Linked DNA regions of Homo sapiens: region 1 is linked to region 2. Evidence: chromatin loops called from intact Hi-C (ENCODE). Cell type or tissue: endothelial cell of umbilical vein. All regions are shown on one strand. Each heading gives the region's core, and the rest is flanking DNA. Links, peaks and the distances in the headings are about the cores only.

What was found. A loop is a pair of places that touch in the nucleus more often than their neighbours do. Peaks named below come from ENCODE experiments on the same cell type or tissue, not always from the same donor. Only the 100,000 strongest peaks of a DNase experiment are listed, where the experiment ranks them.
Region 1: a loop joins it to region 2, with 9 times the contacts of the local background. A loop is called at or near these places in 11 of 110 quality-filtered maps.

Annotation. Positions count from the first base shown.
Region 1 is chr3:136,757,168-136,760,093 of GRCh38, reverse strand. No RefSeq gene overlaps it. Among named protein-coding and RNA genes, the nearest start is that of STAG1-DT, 6.0 kb to the right of the region's middle. In endothelial cell of umbilical vein, for the core only: a CTCF peak has its summit at 1,419 (motif pointing left); no DNase peak of the experiment used is centred there.
Region 2 is chr3:136,947,655-136,950,567 of GRCh38, reverse strand. NCK1 (NCK adaptor protein 1) reads right to left here. Exons shown (of 4, transcript NM_001291999.2): 4 at 1-2,309. The coding sequence ends at 2,115. All of the region lies in intron 3 of IL20RB-AS1 (IL20RB antisense RNA 1), which reads left to right. Among named protein-coding and RNA genes, the nearest start is that of IL20RB, 8.9 kb to the left of the region's middle. In endothelial cell of umbilical vein, for the core only: no CTCF peak of the experiment used is centred there; DNase peaks (open chromatin) are centred at 667 and 1,257; H3K27ac peaks cover 255 bases.

The DNA.
Region 1 (2,926 bases), core at 174-2,673, 190 kb after region 2:
GGAGGTTGCAGTGAGCCAAGATCATGCCACTGCACTCCAGTTTGGGTAACACAGCAAGATTCCGACTTTAAAAAAAAAAAAAAAAGGATGATTCCTCAAAGTAGTCCAGGCCTCATACAGGTCTTTTGAAATAAGCCATAAAGTGGAATCCCAAGGACATCAAGAAACTTGGACTAAGAAAACGGTTGTTCTACTGGCACTTGAGTCTCTAAATAATAATAACTCTTAGCTCCTACCCACACTAGTTCCAGCCCTCTGCCTGTGAGTTTTTTTTTTTTTTTTTTTTGAGATGGAGTCTCGCTCTGTCACCCAGCCCGGAGTGCAGTGGCATGATCTCGGCTCACTGCAAGCTCCGCCTCCCGGGTTCACACCATTCTCCTGCCTCAGCCTCCCAAGTATTTGGGACTACAGGAGCCTGCCACCACGCCCAGCTAATTTTTTGTATTTTTAGTGGAGACGGGGTTTCACCGTGTTAGCCAGGACGGTCTCGATCTCCTGACCTTGTGATCCGCACCGCCTTGGCCTCTCAAAGTTCTGGGTAAGGATTACAGGCGTGAGCCACCGCGCCTGGCCAAAATTTCTTTTTAAAAAAATATCTGAGCAATTCCGATCCTCTGCTTTTTGAGAATAGAGTTTTGCCTATAACCAGGTTACTGATTCTGAAAGGGAAGGTATTCTGGATCCCTCTTACCATCTTATTACCAAGAACGGGGCAGAATTTATTGATTTAGTTATACATCTGTCTGTCTGCCTATCTGAGAAAGGGTCTTGCTGTGTCACCCAGGCTGGAGTGCAGTGGCATGATCATGGCTCACTTAAGTGATCCTCCCATCTCAGTCTCACAAGTAGCTGGGACTACAGGTGTGCGCCATCCTGCCCAGCTAATTTTTTATTTTTTATACAGATGGGGTCTCCCTATGTTGCCCAGATTGGTCTTGAACTTCTGGCCTCAAAAGATCTGACTGCCTCAACCTCCTAAAGTGCTGTGATTACAGGTGTGAGTCACTGGGCCTGGCTGCTTGCTCAGTTGTAGAAAGAATAGTGTTTTTAGGCTGGGCGCGGTGGCTCACGCCTGTAATTCAAGCACTTTGGGAGGCCGAGGCAGGCGGATCACCTAAGGTCAGGAGTTTGAGACCAGCCTGGCCAACATGGTGAAGCCCTGTCTCTACTAAAAATACAAAAATTAGCCGGGCATGGTGGCAGTCACCTGTAATCTCAGCTATTCGGGAGGCTGAAGCAGGAGAACTGCTTGAACCCAGGAGGCGGAGGTTGCAGTTTGCTGAGATCGCGCCATTGCACTCCAGCATGGGCAATAGAGTGAGACTCTGTCTCCAAAAAGAAAAAAAATTAAAAAAAAAAAGGAAAAATAATGGTTTAAATCCAGTAGGGAGGACACCATGGCATATTACTGCCACCAATTGGCAGCACACCTTAATTGCAAGAGTAGAAAAGAAGGGAAAATTATTTCTGATAATTGCAAAGGTCTACCAACGTAAGAAAGAACAAATGCCTTGTGACCAAGTGAAAAATGCAAAGGAATACTTGATTTGGGGGAGATTAAGATGAGACAGTGGTCATGATCCCTGAAACACAGGGTTTGTGGAGGTGGTAAAAATGAAGGGTGAGGAAGCTTGATCAGAAGACCTCTCTTTGCTCTAGATATCGAGCAGTTGCACTTGGAACTCTGAAAAAGGGGAAGGAAAGGGAAGAATGACGAATCAAATTTTACTTTTCTTTTTTTTTTTGAGACGGAGTCTCACTCTGTCAGCCAGGCTGGAATGCAGTGGCGCAATCTTGGCTCACTGCAATCTCTGCCTCATGGGTTTAACCGATTCTCTTGCCACCTGCCTCAGCCCCTCGAGTAGCTGGGATTACAGGTGTGCGCCACCACGCCCGGCTAATTTTTGTGTTTTAGTAGAGATGGGGTTTCACCATGTTGGCCAGGCTGGTCTCAAACTCCTGGCCTCAAGTGATCTGCCCACCTTGCCCTCCCAAAGTGCTGGGATTACAGGCATGAGCCACCGCGCCCGGCCCAAATTTTACTTTAAAAATCCTTTCTGTGTAAGAAATATCACCATTATCCTCACGCAAAAAAAGTTGATTTAATGTGTCTTACTCTAACTGTAAGGCCAATAGAATAACTGAAATCTTTTGTGTGCTAAAATTATCCAGAGAGAAAAAGACATAAGTCTGGCCCAAATTTTAAAGAAACTGTGCAATCTACACAATCAGAAACTCATTCTTTGGGTTATAAAGCAAAGTTCTTCATGTTATTGGTTAATAAATGTTAATTAGAACTAATGCATTTTCAGAAACACAATTTGGTATATTTGCAAGGAAAACAAGAAAAGCAATCTAAAGCTCCCAGTAAAACAACACTATATAAAAATCTTTTAAACTATTGCAACCCCTGTTCAATGTCTTCCCATTTCATAGGCTATAGAATGCATTTTTTTTTCTATTTATAACATTAAATATCTACTTTTGGACCAGGTTGGCTAAGAGATTGAGTTGAATTAAAGTTCTGATGGGCATGTGTCTGAAGAATTACATTATTTTTCATATCGTAGGGGTGAAGGGAAAACTTTTATATGTAATAACAAAGGGAAGTTTTCCCTCTGCTGAAGGTTTGCTGAAAAATTAACTGACGACAGTCACATTAGGCTGGGCGCAGTGGCTCACACCTGTAATCTCAGCATCTTGGGAGGCCAAGTTAGGGAGAATTGCTTGAGTCCAGGAGTTTGAGACCAGCATGGACAACACAGTGAGACCTCATCTCTACAAAGATTTTTTTTTTTTTTAGTTAGTGGGCATGGTGGTGTGTGCCTGTAGTCCCAGCTACTTGGGAAGCTGAGGCGGATCGCTTGAGCCCAGGACTTTTAGGCTTCAGTGAGCTGTGATAGTGCCACTGTACTCTAGTCTGGGT
Region 2 (2,913 bases), core at 1-2,500:
AGCATTGGATTAAGACTTTTTAAAAATTGGTAAAATATTTAAGTACAAAATAAGTAGCTTCCAGCGAGGTTTTTATACCATAGTAAGAGCACACAATAGATATTACTAGCACACATGGGTTATCTGGGAGCGCTATAGCTACAATAAACCTAATTATGGAACAGAAATTTGCATTCTGTTTCCAGTGCTACTACACTCCTACTTTCTCAAAAGTCTGCTCTATTAATATCAGCTCAGTGCAGTTTACTATGAATAGTTTATGTCTGTGATGCAAAGCATTAATTGTTCTCTTTTTACAAACATACATTTTTTTCATAAGGAAGACTGGGGGAAAACCCAGAAACATACAGAGAAAAGGAAAGCATCATCAAATATATGTTAAAAATTAAGATGATGTTTACTACTAGTCATCCTACAACAATTTAAAGTTTTCCTCAATTTATATTCATTTGATTTTACAGCAAAGATAAGCATACATGATTTTTATTTCCATTAAAAACTTAACTACTAATAATTACCCTCAACAAAGGAGTACTGAGTTAGAAAAATAATAGAATATGAACTAAAATGTTTTAAAAGCAGATGTAATAGAGATGAAAATTTGTCTTAATTATATTTGGTCACTTCTGTTGCTTAGTGGGAGAAGCCATGGCTGCCACCCAGTGGCAACATAAGTCTTTAAATGATTTTAAGATTTAAATAATATTTAAAACATTGATAAAAAAAATTCACAAGTTACACAACTTCAATTTTACCATCAGTAATTCTGGCGTATTAGATATCTATTTATAACAGCAAAGAATTAAAACATCCATATGCTTAGGCAGCATTAGGGAATTTGTTGAAAGTATCATACGACATCCTACTCAGTTATGTGGCTTTAGTATTTTTCAATTAAAATACTGATGGCTACTTTACTTAAATTTAAATCTCCAGAATAATAGGGGGACAAATTATGACCATAAAATACAACTGGTTTTCTTCTATAGCCTACAGAAGCAGATTGGCCTCTTATCCATACACCCAAATTCCTACTTGGTTAAAAAACAAATTAAAAAATTAAAAATAATATAATTTTCCCTAACCATGAGCACATTCTATTTTTTCCTCAGGTATACATCAGTTTTAGTGTCCCAATCAACAAAACTTAAAGCTGAAAAGAGGAAATGAAAATAGGTAATACCATTCCTGACAATTACTGATATTTAGTGAGGAGAAAAAAACAAGTATCTCACTGCTTCCTGTTTTTGCAAAACTTGGCCATAACTTATTTCCCACTGGCATAAATATAACATGTCCTAATACAAGATGCTCTAGAGGTAAAATAATACAAGTGGGATTAAAAAAATAAATAACACTAGAGCATCTATTTACAGTTTGAAAAGCTAAATATCTCAGAGACTGTTTTGTTTTCTTGAATAACCAGATGAGGGAGAAGCACTGGAAAAAAATTAAGTGATTTTTATTTCCAACAGTTGTAAATTAAAATTGTACAACATGTTTTCTAATCTATGTCTCATGTGTCTTGCTGTATGACTGAAGACAATGAATGTATTTTTAAAAATTATGGCAGACACAATATACTTGGTATTTACAATGGCCTGTGACAAATATAATACCTGGAAATAATTTCTAATTTTCCACTTATTATTGCTATTTAGTCACAGAAAAGATTAACACTCTCCAAGAAATTTTAGCATATGTCATATATAGATATAATAATTTTATATAATGAAAAACCATAACAGAACAGGGTGCCTTTACAAGGAAACAAAGGAAAGGCAATAAAGGATTTCTTCCATATAAAGATTCTGATATGCATTATTTGATTTTTGTTTACAAAATACAAAACTGTAATATTAGAAGCAAAGGGAAAACAGCAAAGAAAAAAACAATAAAACAGAAGGCCAAGGATAAGGAACTGTTCTATGCAGATGCACTGCATACATAGTATATATGTATGGGCTGAGTTATAATAAAAATACTTATTGTCAATTCTCATATAGATTTAGAAACAACAATTTCCAATCAAGCACGACTGGACCCAACATTTTCTCAGTCTTCAATTACATGACAAATTACAGCTACACAGCAGTCACTTCTGGTCAGCAGTATCATGATAAATGCTTGACAAGATATAATTTTTCTCCTTGTTCACTTGTAAAAATTGGTGCCTTTTTGTAATGTTCTACAAGTTCTTCCATGGTGCTGAATTTACGCTGCCCAATGCAGTAGACAGTCTCTTTTAGTTGGACTTTAAAATGCTTGTTTTTCCCTTGTGCTTTTAGTGATACTGAGAAATCATTTGGCTAAAAGAGAAAAAAAAGATACATATAGTAAACATTTTGAAAGCCCTCTATCAGTATTTTTATATTAAACTAAAAGCTAAAATCTAAGCACTTACTAAGTCCTAGGCACCATGGTAAATTATTTACATAGATTATCTCCTTTACTCTTCAAAACAAACCCTTTTTACACATGTGAAAACTGAGTCTCAAAGAAGCTATTAATAACTTGGCCAATATCATCCATCTAGTTAACAACAGAGCCAGGATTCAAACCTGCATAATCAAAAGTCTCTTAACACCCACGGCTCCAACAGCAGACACCCACAGCAAATCCTTTAGTTAAATATTTGAAGAACAAGAGCTATCTTCTCTCCAGTCAGAGAAACACATGAGAAAGTCTAAGATACCCACCCAACCCCTTTTCAATGTGTAGCTAACAGTAGCTGTCTTAGAGATAACATGCTGAATTCCCAAAAATGAAGAATACACAAATGAGAATTAATCTAAACTTTAAGGAGAGGCTACAAACTCAAATGCCTACAAGAGCCAAAAGAATAATGTAAATAAGTGTCAGAGTGGAAAGGTAGATGGGCAGAGGAAATGACAGTGTATCACCAATCTAAAC